3 separate regions of the Homo sapiens genome follow, and regions 1 and 3 are each linked to region 2. The links are chromatin loops, found by intact Hi-C in ENCODE. Cell type or tissue: PC-9. All regions are shown on one strand.

What was found. Peaks named below come from ENCODE experiments on the same cell type or tissue, not always from the same donor. Only the 100,000 strongest peaks of a DNase experiment are listed, where the experiment ranks them.
Region 1: a loop joins it to region 2, with 16 times the contacts of the local background. A loop is called at or near these places in 86 of 110 quality-filtered maps.
Region 3: a loop joins it to region 2, with 5 times the contacts of the local background. A loop is called at or near these places in 22 of 110 quality-filtered maps.

The regions. Positions count from the first base shown.
Region 1 is chr4:15,953,521-15,958,520 of GRCh38, forward strand. No RefSeq gene overlaps it. Among named protein-coding and RNA genes, the nearest start is that of FGFBP2, 7.2 kb to the right of the region's middle. In PC-9, a CTCF peak has its summit at 2,940 (motif pointing left); a DNase peak (open chromatin) is centred at 2,921.
Region 2 is chr4:15,880,679-15,885,678 of GRCh38, forward strand. No RefSeq gene overlaps it. Among named protein-coding and RNA genes, the nearest start is that of FGFBP1, 56 kb to the right of the region's middle. In PC-9, CTCF peaks have their summits at 2,109 (motif pointing right) and 2,309; a DNase peak (open chromatin) is centred at 2,133; H3K27ac peaks cover 395 bases.
Region 3 is chr4:15,727,955-15,732,954 of GRCh38, forward strand. BST1 (bone marrow stromal cell antigen 1) reads left to right here. Exons shown (of 9, transcript NM_004334.3): 9 at 3,786-4,833. The coding sequence ends at 3,891. It also overlaps the pseudogene RPL10AP7. Among named protein-coding and RNA genes, the nearest start is that of BST1, 27 kb to the left of the region's middle. In PC-9, a CTCF peak has its summit at 2,167 (motif pointing right); a DNase peak (open chromatin) is centred at 2,177.

The DNA of each region.
Region 1 (5,000 bases), 73 kb after region 2:
GCCCCACTCCTACAGCAAACCTTTGCCTGGGCATCCAGGCATTTCCATACATCTTCAGAAATCTAGGTGGAGGTTCCCAAACCTCAGCTCTTGACTTCTGTGCATCTGCAGGCTCAACACTGTAGGAGATCAGTCAAAGTGGTGGGAGAAATTATAGGCAAAGGGCACAAACCTTTGGAAAGGTCAGAAGGCTCTGCAAAGCTTCAGGGAGAATAAGATAAAGGCAGCTGTTCTCTTACCCTGAGGCAGTGGGTGAGAAGTAGGTACAAGGGAGTGCAGGGGAATTTATCTAAATAGGCTTGTTTACTCATTTTGACCAGAAAAAGACCTTTGATCATCCGCGCGTGACCAGTTCCCTAAAAGGAGAATAATAAATGTTAATTACCCACAGACTGTGTTTGCTCCAGGCTTTCGGCATTATGCCTGTACTAAATAAAAGCAAGCAGCTCCAGCTTATCGAGGCTGCTCTTTTCTTTGGTCCCTAGTGCCAGCAGCCCCCTAGCTGCTCTTACACTGCATGCCTGTGTCTGAGTACTCCTTTCATCTGTCGCTTGGCCAGGGTCTGCGGGATGGACCCAGCAGCTGGTGCCCCTGTGAGACTCAAAACTTCCAAGGCTTGAGGCTTCCACCCTCTGAAGCCACAGCCTGAGCTTTACATTGGCCCCTTTCAGCCATGGCTGGAGCAGCTGGAACACAGGTCACCAAGTCCCAAGGCTGCGCACAGCATGGGGACCCTGGGCCTGGCCCCCTAAACCACTTTTTCCTTCTGGACCTCTGGTCCTGTGATGGGAGGGGCTGCCCTGAAGGTCTCTGACATGGCCTGGAGACATGTTCCCCATGGCCTTGGGAATTAACATTAGGCTCCTTGCTACTTATGCAAATTTCTGCAGCTGGCTTGAATTTCTCCCCAGAAAATGGGTTTTTGTTTTCTATCGTATAGTCAGGCTGCAAACTTCCCAAACTTTCATGCTCTGCTTCTCTTTTAAAACTGAATGCCTTTAACAGTACACAAGTCACCTCTTGAATACTTTGCCGCTTAGAAATTTCTTCCACCAGATTCCCTAAATCATCTTTCTCAAGTTCAATCTCTAGGGCAGGGACAAAATGCCACCAGTCTCTTTGCTAAAACATAACAAGAGTCACCTTTGCTCCAGTTCCCAACAAGTTCCTCATTTCCATCTGAGACCACCTCAGCCTGGATTTATTGTCCATGTTGCTACCAGCATTTTGGACAAAGCCATTCAACAAGTCTCTAGGAAGTGACAAACTTTCCCACATTTTCCTGTCTTCTTCTGAGTCCTCCAAACTGTTCCAACCTCTTCCTGTTACCCAGTTCCAAAGTCGCTTCCACATTTTTGGGTATCTTTTCAGCCACGCCCCACTCTACTGGTACCAATTTACTGTGTTAGTCGATTTTCACACTGCTGATAAAGACATACTTGAGACTGGGAAGAAAAAGAGGTTTAATTGAACTTACAGTTCCACATGGCTGGGGAGGCCTTAGAATCACGGTGGGAGGTGAAAGGCACTTTTTACATGGTGGCGGCAAGAGAAAATGAGGAAGAAGCAAAAGCAGAAACCCCTGATAAATCCATCAGATTTCATGAGACTTATTAAATATCATGAGAATAGTATGGGAAAAAGACTGGGCCCCATGATTCAATTACTTCCCCCTGGGTCCCTCCTGCAACACATTGGGAATTCTGGAAGATACAATTCAAGTTGAGATTTGGGTGGAGATAGGGCCAAACTGTGTCACCTAGCAAAGGATTTTTATGCTCATATTTTTCTTAGCCATTTTATTCAAAGCAGCTAGATGCCATAATTTATGCATCATCTGGAATCACTTAAATTTTTTCTGCAGAAGGTGTGATTGATAATTGTGAAAAATGTCAATAATTGTCCTAGTGTCCAAAATGCCCCCCAAATCAAATAACCTTTGAATTGCTGAACGTAAGTGCAGGAATGTATAGTGGAGATCATGTAGGTCAATGCCACCAGTTTAAATCCATCCATTTGATTAATTGGACAACTATTTGCCTTATTTGTAAAAACTAAAGCCCCACCTGTCAGGTTCCCCTCAAGTACTAAGGGCAGAATCGAAAATGCACAGATTTCTCATATTAAATGGAAGTGGAACACTTCATAGGGCAAGTCTGGTCTCATAGATAATTCTCCTTACACAAGTAAGTTGAGACCTCACCTTTAGGGTCTTCTTGTCCCTCTCTTGATTACTCAGAGGGACAGCTTTTGACTACCTGGAGACCACTCCCAGGAAGTCTGTGAGGATGCTGGGGCTTGGTTTACTGAAGACTAAAAGTGCTGGTGTCCACCTGGTGGCAGCAGCCATCTAGCCCTAGAGACAACTCTGGAAGAGCTGCTGCAGGAGGAGCCCGTAGCCCAATGAGCTATATGGAAAGCCATTACCTTTGCCTTATTCAGTGCTCGTAAGAACCAGACATGCCTTTTTCACCTACTCTTGGGTACAGCCAGCAAGCTGTCTGGTTGGTGACAACTGACCGGTATATTAAGGACACTCCTCTATGGGGCTATAAGCTATTGACAGCCACTACTGCAGCCTCAGGAGACATTTTTGTAACCCTTGTGGATGCCATGGAAGGGATGCATATGAGGTGAGACAACATGAAGCCAAGTGGGTGACTGGACCCTCCAGCCCTGGTGGCCAGCATCACTGCCTCAATCCATTATTGGACTGGAGATGGTAATCTTGCCACTAACACAATAGACTCAAAAGTTAAACCTCATCTGAGTGCCACAGAGAATAAAATGGCCTACTGGGACTGTGGTTCCTCTGGTTCCTCTCCACAGTTGATCTCTCAGTCTAAAGGTGACAGGGATCATTAGCTCTGGGGGTGGGGCCTGACTTTGTCTGGCAAATACAATACGTTGGTCCTCTGCTGTCACCTGGTGGCCATTACTGGTACGCAGTGGCAATTGACAACTGTCATCATGGAGTTGCCATTCTGTGAAGCTGGCAGATTCCGGCCACACCGTAGTGGCACTGGAGACTATTCTCTGCTTGGCTTAGTATCCGGTTCACTTGTAATTAGACGATGCCGTACTGTTCACAGCAATGGTGCCCCCAGTAGTGGGCTAATGGACAAAACATTCAATGCACATTTCATGTCCTTGGTCTCAGGTTGGCGTCATTTTTAAGTGGTAAGATAGACTTTGGAAGATGTGACTGAGAAAATTACTAGACAAATGATGTTATCGGCACTGTGTCCTACACATCTTTAGCAGACAATGTGAGCATTACATGCAGCTGATCCTCAGAGGAAACATTCCCCTTGGAGGAGGTGATTGGAGAAAATCAGGACAGAAGAGGCAGGGATTCAGGGAGATCGGTTCTCTATGTCTATGATTTCACCATAAAATCTCTCAACCGCTGCTCTTTTTCTTTTTTTAAATTGACCCTACCACCTGGGAATCTTCACTGGTTTCATCATTATTTGACACCATCAGTGACAACACAAAGAGGGTGACTCCAATCTGTTGCTTCTACCACTCCCTGGTTTGGCTTATTGAATATGGAAGATCATATGATTAATTGCTAGAATTTGTGAACTGTAATGAACTCTTTCAGTGGCTGAGTTCTACTACTGTTCCCAGCCCTCATGATTGGTGACCCATCAATGAGGAAGGCCTGGGTGTGGGTGAGTACTTGATTAATAAAGATGGATGTAGCAGTTACTGAATTAGAACAAATAGATTATGTCACTGTCGAAGGAAAGGAGCACCCCCAGTATTAGGGAGAAACCACCCTTTACATTTCAGTGTATAAACAAATTTCAGTTCATTTTTTTGTATCAAGTAATAGTAGATATTCATATTTTTCTCATGGATATGCTGTTATTTCAGCACCTTTTGGTGAAAAGAATTTCCTTTTCTTTTTTAAAATTTCTTTATAAAATTCAAATAAAATACGTATATCATAAAATATGCCATCTTAACAATTTTAAGTGTATAATTTGGTAGTATTAATTACATTTGTTATGCAACCATCACTGCTGTCCACTTCAAGAACTCTTTTAATCTTATAAAACTAAAACTCTGTAAACATTAAACTAACTTCCCATTCTCACCTCACCATAGTCTCTGGCAGCCAACATTCTACTTTTGGTATCTGTGATTTTTGACTAGTCTAGGTACTTCATATCAGTGGAATCATGCAGTATTTGTCCTTTGTGACTGGCTTATTTTATCTGGCATAATGTACTCATGGTTCGTCCATATTGTAGCCTATGTCAGAATTATCTGCTTTAAGGTTTAACAAAGCCTTTCCTTTTAGGATGACTGAAATATTGCTTGGCCAATGTTACTCTGCATAAAACACATGGAAATGTTAAAATACACATTTCTGGGCCTCACCCCAGATACTCTGGTTCAGTTTGTCTGTGGTGGGGCCTGAGAATTAGCATTTTTTTTGAGATGGAGTCCTGTTCTGTCGCTCAGGCTGGAGTGCAGGGGCATGATTTTGGCTCATTGCAACCTCCGCCTCCCTAGTTCAAGTGATTTTCCTGCCTCAGCCTCCTGAGTAGCTGGGATTACAGGCACCTACCACCACGCCCAGCTATTTTTTGTATTTTTTAGTAGAGATAGGGTTTCGCCATGTTGGCCAGGTTTGTCTCAAACTCTTGGCCTAAGGTCATCTGCCCTCCTCGGCCTCTCAAAGTGCTGGGATTACAGGCATGAGCCACCGTCCCCGGCCAAGAATTAGCATTTCTAAAGCTCCCCAGCAGAAGCAGATGCCTCTGCCCCACCTGTCACCCTTTGGGTAGCACAGATTTTCATCTTTAAAATCACTGGTCAGCTATATGGTGATGTTAGTTTAAAATGTTGGTGAAAAATGGTCTGTGACAAATCCCAGCCTATCCTGTGATGTTTACAAATTGAACGCCATGAGCATTAGAATTGGGTGAACCTGGATTTCTCTGCTGTCCTGACTCTTAACAAGCTGTGTACAACTCACCTCTCCA
Region 2 (5,000 bases):
TTTATTAGCTCCCTGTCATAGTAAAATTTTATGGAAGAGTTGACTAAACTTACTGACTCCTACTTTTTCGCTTCCCATTCTCTCTTGAACTCATTCTGTCTTCCTTCTGGTCCACTACTCTAACAAGAGAGCTTTTGCCAAAGTCATAATGATCTCCATGTTGCTAAGTCCACTGGTCCTTCATCAATGCTCACTTTGGTATTTGTGTAGTTGGTCACTGCATCCCTGGCAATTCCTCACTTGTCTTCCAGGATGCCATGTTGTCTCGGTTGATGCCCTGTATTATGGCCCACTCCTTCTTTGTCCCCTTTTTGCTGCTTCCTGTTTTTCACCCAGGTCTCATGTTGTAGACCCAGATCTCAGTCCTTGAACTCCATGTACACTCACTCCCTTTCATTTTTTTTTTTTTTTTTTGAGATGGAGTCTCGCTCTATCACCCAGGCTGGAATGCGAGGGTGCGATCTCGGCTCACTGCAACCTCCTCCTTCCACGTTCAAGCGATTCTCCTGCTTCAGCCTCCCAAGTAGCTGTGATTACAGGCACCCGCCACCACACCCAACTAATTTTTGTATTTTTAGTAGAGACAAGGTTTTACCATATTAGTCAGGCTGGTCTCGAATCCCTGGCCTCAGGTGATCCACCCACTTCGGCCTCCCAAAATGCTGGGATTACAGGCATGAGCCACTGTGCCCAGCCCCATTCACTTCCTTTCTTGCCTCTAATCTCATTGCTTTATATACCATCCATATACTGATGACCCCAAAAATCGTCTAATTGCTAGATCTCTCCTCATCTACTGCAAGTTGTACTCCCAGTAGTAAGTATGGGAGTTCAGATTTGAGTCCTAGTCTACTCATCTTCAATGTATTCATACCTTTCCCTTTATTATAGCACCATAGTTCAGCTTGCTAAGGCCCAGGGAGTATTAAAAGTGCTTTCTATGTACTAGCTCACTTGATTCCAAAAATAATTCTACAGGACAGATACTAATATTCTAGACGAGGAAACTGAGGCACAGTAGAAAAGTTCATCATTTGCCCAAGGCGCATAGCTAGTGAGTGGCTGCACCATGACTTGTATGTACTCAGGCAATTTGACTCATGAATCTTCCCTCTTAGTATTTTAGAACACTGACCCACTATCAGTGATGACATGGGCAAAAAGTTGGCAGATCCCAGAATGCAAATTAGCAGGGTCAGAAATCCTCCCAGTTCCCTCTAAATCACTTTCTTATGTGCCGAGGAACTAAATAGCAATATAGTCCCTCTCCTGTTTTCCCGTTTCCTGTTGCCATTTCCAATTTAATAAAGTGTGGGAAGTAACCCTGATGATGTCTACAGTTGTTTATGAAACACGGGTGTAACCCACATGCAGAGGCTCAGCAAACAGTTGATGGATTTATGCTGACCTCTTGGTAGGAACACCTGCAGTTTGAGATTCTGCTACATTTTCTACCATTTTATTATGTGTCCTGGTTTTTGCCCAGAGAGCAAAAAGTTTTGGGAAAAGCATATAGAAAAAAAATAATAAAAGGTAAAATGTCTGTTGTTTCCAGGATAATGGCCCCAAGGGTGGAATCGCATCTGGTAGCTGTTTCTTCTCAGCCCAGTGAGCGGACACCAGATCGATCCTTCCTCCCCGAATGCTGCCAGAGAGACTGGAGAATCATGTAGGATGGAAGGTCAGCAGAAACGCAAGGGGCCGTTATGATGAGGACTGAGAGAGGCATCCCGTACCAGGCAGCAGGATGCTCCATTGGAATAGCACAGCAGGACAGGTGTGTGGTAGCTGAATCATGCCCCACAGGAGATCCAGGCCCTAATCCCTGGAATGTATGAATGATAACTTTGTTTGGCAAAATAAGCTTGGCACAAGTGCTTAAATTAAGGATTTTGAGATGGGAGAGTATCCTGGATCATCCAGGTGGGCCCTAAATATAATCACAAGTGTCCTTATAAGAAGGAGGCAGGGAGAGGTCTGACAAAGAAGGCAATGTGACCACTAGGGCAAGATGCTACTCTGATGCCTTCTAAAATAGTGGTGGAAGCCACCTGCAAGCAGTGTAAGGACTGCAGCTCTTAGAGGCTGGAAGAGGACAGCAAGAGATTCTGCTCTTCAGCCACCAGAGGGAGCATGTGTGCTGCCAACACCTTGATTTCAGTCCAGTGAAGCTAATTTTGGACTTGTGGCCTCTACAACTGTGAGAATAAATGTGTGATGTTTTAAGCCACCAAGTTTGTGGTGACTTGTTACAGCAGCCACAGGAAACTATACACCTGGTGACAGAGAGGAGGAGCAGAAGCAAGGGCAGCAGCAGTGATAATCAAGTTGAAGTGACGTTTCATAGAAATCCCTGGAGCAGGAGGAACCATCTCATCCCACCCTACAACCTCTGGGCTTTACTCCAGCTGCATGGGAAGGAATCCATTTTCTATTTCTTTTTTACATACAGGAGCTATTATCCAGGAGGGACCCTAAGAACTGGATGTAGGACAAAATGCCATCATAGCTTGAGCTCAAAGCAAGACCTGGTTTCATGGCACCCTGGTTCAGGCAAAATCTTGGAAAGGACTTTACCTTTGAGATGAATGAGGTTCTTTGAACAGGGCCTAGAAGAGGAAAATGACAATCAAAGCATTAAGGAGTTCTATAAAATATGCCAACAGGAATTTCAGTTTTTGGAGATGCCCAGGAGAGTGAGAGTGAGGGTCTTGGAACTTAGGGAAGGGGGAGCTGGGAGAGGTTCTCAGGAGACATTTGCCCCAACAACGTGGGGGCAGGATGGAGAGCAAGGACTGAGACAGCCCAGGAGCCAGTCACTGTTGGAGGGTCGTTTGGGGACTTTTGAACAGTGATGTCTCATTATCAGTTTTAAGTGGTTTCATGTTCCCCACTGTCAACTGAAGAATCAATAAATTTGGAAAGGAGACCTTTGTTTCTTATAAAGAGCTACCTCCAGCAGGCTGGCCATTCTGCAGGCTTGGAAATGTAGCCTCTGGCAAGAGCTGGAAGCAGGCATTTTGAGAGAGGGAAGGATGAGGCAGGAATTGATGCTGAACAGGTTGGCTAAGTAGACATATTCAACAGATTGTAGGAGGAGCTCTGAATATTCATGAAGGGGAGGCATGCACATGTGCAGTAAGCTAACATTATGTTATATGTTTGCTTTGGGTGGAGGCTTCACATTTAGATGTACTACAATTAGACTTTATATGTCAAAAGGTGAAGCAAAGGACATGAAAGCACTCAGCACGCAGGCTCCATCAACTGGCCAGAACCACTTCATGGTCCAGGATTTCTTACCAGAAGAGAATGCTGGTCAGTTTCTGTGTTAAGCCCACAAAAAGGGAGGAGTAGCAGCAGGCGGTTGGTTGAAACCAGTGGCAGAGCAAGTCTTCGAAAGGGCTGGTTTCTGTTTAACACTTAGGGAAGAAAGCTTAATGGTGATTATCAAAGGAGGGGCTGTAACGAGGTGTGTCTGATGTCCCATCCTGTCATGGTTGGGAACTCAGTTTTCAAGGTTTTTCTGGGGCCCCCTGGCCAAGCAGAGGTTCATTCAGTTGGTTGGGGGGCTTAGAATTTTATTTTTATTTCTCAACACTATGAAAAGTCCCCCTGCCCTTACCCCCAAACCTTCATCTGCAATATGGCCTAGCCATACAGCAAGGAGACAAGCAAACAGGCAAGCAGAGATATCAATTCAGCAAGAGAAGAAATCTAGAGTGAGAGTTGAACAGAATAACATCAGCATTACCTAGGCACCCTTGGAACTGTCGGGGGAGGCAATGGCATTCCAAGAGCAAATGGGATGAAACCAGAGCATTTTCTTTGGCTGCAGGACATGCAACTGCTGGGAAGTCAACTACATTCAAGTGTATGCAGGCAGAGGTTAAGGAACTCCTGAGCCAATTGCTTCTGGAGACACACAAATAATAGCAGAAGGCTATGAGACCAGAGAGGCACACATGGGGCATATTCGGGACCATAGCCTCTCCCAGACTACTGTTGTTAAAAGACAACTGCAGTCCATAGAGAGCACTGGTTAAATAAAAACGCACTCAGTAACTCATTCTTTATTTATGTATGAATTTACTTATTCACTTACAAATAATTAGACTCTGGGGTTATAATGACGAAAAAGACATTTCCTGCCGTCAGAGAATTCAAGTCCAGCAGAGAAGATAGAATCCCAAATAAATCATTAGAATAGAGTGTGACACATGCAGTGACTGAGCCCACAGCAGGGGAACCTAACCCATCCTGGGAATAGGTTCAAATGAGCTTCCTAGACTGGGCAACCTCTAAGGCAGTGTTTAAAAGAATGTTTTCCAAAGGGTGGTACCCAGAGAGGGGCAGATACAAATGCATGTGTGTGTGTGTGTGTGTGTGTGTGTGTGTGTGTGAGAGAGAGAGAGAGAGACAGAGAGAGAAACAGAGAGCAGAGAGAGATTTTAGTAATGATTTATTTTTATGGTTGCTATGTATTTATGGCAAGTGGCATTTCCATTTATGATAGTAATAGGGCTTCTTTTAAATTTTTTAAAATTTATTTCATTGTTGGGTGATGGGATTCTCCCCTTGGAATAGGCAAGGCATTTACATGATTCAAAAGTCAAAACTATTTAGAAAGATCAACTGAAAAGCCCTTCTGTTCTGTGTCTCCCATCTTCTTCCTTCCTGCCCTCTACAGGTAAAGCATTTTTATTAGTCTCTGGTTTATTCATATATATACATGAATACACATGCACGTGCACATCTAAACACATATACATATTATAGATATATAGTGATCCTCTCTCTTTTTATACAAAAGACAACGTACTGTATGTGGTTAAAGACTTTGCTTTTTTTGACTGAACAATATATTCATTCTGGATATGTCTCCATATCAATACGAACAGATAGTTATCATTATTTTTTAATGGTTGCACAATACTTCATTGTGTGGCTGTTCCACAGCTTATTCAACCAGTCCCTATTGCTACATATTCGGGTTGTTT
Region 3 (5,000 bases), 150 kb before region 2:
GCAAGCAGAAGACCCCATGAATAATCCAAGGGGAAAAAACCAACCTTAGCGCTTATAGGTTATAATATTGGCCAAAAATTCAGTAGACTTTTAATCTGCAGGATTGGTGATGATATGAGAAAACAGACATATAGTACTGGAATGAGGACTCAGTGTGGCACTAAGGGCCAAAGGCAAACATCAGATCTTTTAACTTAGCTGGAAGGCTCTATCCTAAATGCCCCAGGCCACAGAGACAGGACTACTCATCTCTACTTGTTTAGGAATAGTGGGGTAAAGGGCTTTTAATCTGCAAAGGTTTCAAATGAAATAAACAACTGTTGATGTAAATCCACCCATTTTATTAATAGTTTTGTGGTAAATTTAGGGACAATCTGTATGTTTTGGTATTTAATTATTGGCAATATTTTAGAGAATGTAGCATATAAGAACAGCTGTTGGATTAAACCTGTGATGCCAGTATATGGGTTACTATTAAGTAACTAATTCTTTTTCTTTTTTTTTTTTTTTTTTTGGAGACAGGTTATCGCTCTGTCACCCAGGCATGGAGTGCAGTGGTGTGATCATGGCATATTGTAACCTCAACCTCCTGGGTTCAAGTGATCCTCCTGCCTCATCCTTTCAAGTGGCTGAGACTACAGGAGCAAGCCAGCACTACTGGAAAATTTTCTTTTCCCTTCCTTCCTTCCTTTTTTTTTTTTTTTTTTTGATGGAGTCTTGCTCTGTCACCCAGGCTAGAGTTCAGTGGCTTGATCTTGGCTCATCACTGCAGCCTCCACCTCCTGGGCTCAAGTGATTCTCCTGCCTCAGCCTGCCAAGTAGCTGGGCCCACAGGTGTGAGCTACCACGCCTGGCTGATTTTTGTATTTTTAGTGGAGATGAAGTTTTACCATGTTGGCCAGGCTGGTCTCAAACTCCTGACTTCAGGTGATCCTTCTGCCTTGGCCTCCCAAAGTGCTGGGATTATAGGTGTGAACCACCATGCTCAGCCAAGTAACTGATTTTAGGCTTGGGATTTTTAGTAGGAAGTTATAAGAGAATTTTACTAAGTTTTGAACCAGTATTGGAATTTGTAAAAGAATTAAGATTAAATTTTATACATTTATTAGGTTTACTACAATCAAGTAATTGAGAAAGTTTTGCTAATTTAAAGTCATTTAAAATATTTTTTAAAAAAGATGTAATATTTTAATATTTAAGTTGAAAATAACCTGAAGCCTTGCCCAGTGGCTCATGCCTGTAACCGTAGCACTTTGGGAGTTCAGTGCGGGAGGATCACTTGAACCCAGGCATTCAAGACCAGCCTAGGCAACATGGCGAGACCCCGCCTCTACAAGCAAACAAACAAAAAATTGGCTGGGTATGTTGGTGTGCACCTATGGTCCCAGCTACTCAGGAGTCTGAGGCAGGAGGATTCTCTAAACCCGGGAAGGTCAATGCTTCAACGAGCTGTAGTCATGCCACTGCACTCCAGCCTGGGTGACAGAATGAGACCCTGTCTCAAAGAATAATAATAATAATAATAACTTAACCTGAAATAACTTGAGTTTAAAACATCACAGGAATTAAGTAAGTGTGACAAATCCTTAAGAGTTATTGTCAGAGTTCACCAGGTTTTTAAATAGAACAATGTGATTTATAAATTAAATAAAAGGGCATGGGAAAATTAGGCTTTTGAGTATATAAATGTAATAACAAGAATCAATTTTAAAAATCAAAGTAACTGCAAATAGTGCAGTTACCCCCTCAAGTATAGTCTCACATTGACAAGAAAAGGTTTTTAAGCTACAAAGTGAGAAACCAATGCACAGAACATGAACCGAGACATGTAAACCAGAAGAAAGCAAAACAGCATGTTTCTATTTGTGCATGATAATGGATGTAAGTGATAGAAATAGGTCTGAGAAAGTAAACTCCAAGCACCTAACTGTGGGTTCCTTCTAGGCAAAGGAATAGAAACTGGAAAAAGATGAAGGGAGGCTGTCATTATTAGTGTATCTAATTATGTGTTATTTTATTTTTTAAAAAAGTAAAGAAAAATGTAACCTTATGTTAATTAGTTAATTATTTGAAAGCAAAAGTAATTTTAAATTTTGAGTGAATCGAGTCTGGGACATTAACTGCATCACAGGTGCAATTGTAGAAAATGTCCGGTAGGTGGAGCACTAATACAAACCTGTGGGTCAGATTTCTTTAGCAAAAAAGAGAGGACCAGCATTCAAATGGAGTCAGGAACTTTTAAGGACAGGGCCACTAGTCCAGAGCCATGGGATATATTTCCAAGCCAACATTAGATGGTTTCATAATTTTAAAATTCATCTTTTAGTTGGTTTAAAAGAATTCAGTAATTTCTGTTTTTACAAACCCAGTGGCCAGATACTGTTTACTATGAATAGGGTCCATATTTTGGGCAGGCCCTCTGTTGATGTCTTCATGTCAGGACAGGTTTTTCTTCACCACTTAAACTCTGATCATGTAATAGCCATCAGTAGGAAACCTGGCTAACACTGTGTTCCATCCGTACAATAAGAATTCATCCACAAGGAAGAATGAGTTAACTCCCTGTGTACCAATATGGAAGCATGTTCAAAATATGATGTTAGGTGAAGAACGCACGTTGCAGATTCCATTTGTGCTTAGATAAAAGGATATCTAAAGACATCTAAGGATAATTTGCAGGGCAGCAGCAGGTCCTGTTGTCTAGAGAAGCTTTTTGCTCAGGAAAGAATGTCTTGAGATGGTATTTCAATGACGTGTGTGCTCAGGATTGCAGAAATAGGAATTAGTTATATTGAGCAGGTTCAGCATGCATGTGTTCATTGCATTCCTGGAAAGAGAACTCAAACTATCAAAGTTGGTTTTCTATGGAAAGTGCAAATGGGGAGACTAAGAGACTTTTACTTTCCACTTTATAACTTCCTATATACTATGTACATTTCTCCACAGTGTGCACAATTTGCTTTTTTTTTTTTTATACTGGTAGCAGTAGAATTTATTCAAATGTGCCTTAATATAGGCACTGGGGCTTGCCTATGGTGCTCTCGATATATAAGGCCCGGACATTCTGCCAGTTTTTCTGCCAGTTTTTCTTGAGCAATGTCACCAAGAAGTTGACAGGCAGGTGACTGTTACACACAAGCTCATTGTCTGTCCTTTTCACGTGGCCAACAGCCACAGCCAGACATAACACCTTCTTCATGTGGAAATTGATTACGGACTTCATCTCATCCACTTTGGCCACCATGTTTTCCTTGTGTGTGAGCAGGGAGGGGCAATTTCCTGCCTTATTTAGGACTGGGCCGAGGATTCGTGGGATCTGCTTGATCAGAGACTCTGAGGCCAAAAATGCATCATACTCTTGGCCAGTTTCTTGACCAGTTTCTTATTCTTGTTGAGTTTTTTCAGTACCTCGTTTTCCATGTGGTGGAAATCCACAGGCTTGGCCTTGTCACGGTGCTGCTGGTTACCCAGGACACACATGGAGAACTTGGGGCAGGGAGTGGACTTAAGCCTGACGGTGCCCGAGAAGCGCTTGTCCTTCTGGGGAGTCATAGTTCTTGAAGCTGATCTGCAACTCCACCATCTCCAGAAACTTGGGGTGCTTGCGCTGGTTTCGGTGCAGGACTTCGCGCACCGCCTCCTACGGGGTGTCACGGGAGACTTTGCTGCTCATGGCTTCTCGCTCCGCGCTAACCAGAAAAGAGACTAATACTGCACATATATTTTTGAGCGTAGATTCCATACACCAATACTGACACTTTCTCTATTTCCTTGTTAATTTGCAGGGCAGCAGCCGCTACTCAAAGAAAAGCCCCAAGTCTTTATACAGAACAAAGGGCGGGTCTTATCATTCCCCTCTTTCTGGTGCTGGCTTCCAGGACTCAACTGTAACTGGAAACTGTGTTGCTCTAACCCTCCTCCAGCCCTGCAGCCTCCCCTTGCAGTCATCATTCGTGTTCTGTGTATACCAAATGATTCTGTTATCTAAAGAAGCTTTTTGCTGGGAAAACGATGTCCTGAAAATGGTATTTCAATGAGGCATATGTTCAGGATTTCAGAAACAAGAAGTTAGTTCTATTTAGCAGGTTAAAAAATGCTGCATTAGAATTAAAGCAAGTTATTTTCTTATTTGTATAATGACACAAAGCATTGGGAGTCAGACTGCTTGTATATTATCAAACATTTTAAGAGAATTCTAATAAAGCTGTATTTTACATCATCTATATTTTCCTATATCTCCAGCAGCACGGACACTGCATGCTTGTTGATTGCTTAAGACATATGTATACTATATAAATGTATGCATATATGGTCTGCAAAGTTTTCATTTTTCATTTATTTGGTATAAAGATGTTCAGTTAATGGTTCCTTTTTGTTTTGAGAGACAGAGTTTCGCTCCTTTGCCCAGGCTGGAGTGAGGTGGGGAGATCTCAGCTCACTGCAACCTCTGCTTCCAGGATTCAAGCGATTCTCCTGCCTCAGCCTCCCAAGTAGCTGGGATTGCAGGTGCCTGCCACCATGTCCAGCTAATTTTTGTATTTTTAGTAGAGATGGGGTTTCACCATGTTGGCCAGGCTAGTCTCGAATTCCTGACCTCAGGTGATCCACCCACCTCAGCCTCCCAAAGTGCTAGGATTACAGGCGTGAGCCACCACATCCAGCCATAATAGTTACTTATAATGAGGGAAAAACCCAAAATATCCAGTAATATTTACATATTTACTGAAACTGTTTGGAACTTGTATTAGTTTGTTCTTGCATTGCTATAAAGAACTGCCCGAGACTGGGTAATTTACAAAAATAAAAATAAAAAAGAGGTTTAATTGACTCACAGTTCTGTGTCCAGAATTGTGACAAAATTGTGACAACCTCTGGGTTTTTGGTCTTGCTGACTTCAAGAATGAAGCCATGGACTTTTGCAGTGAGTGTTACAGCTCTTAAAGATGGTGTGTTCAGAGTTTGTTCCTTCAGATGTGTCTGGAGTTTCTTCCTTCTGGTGG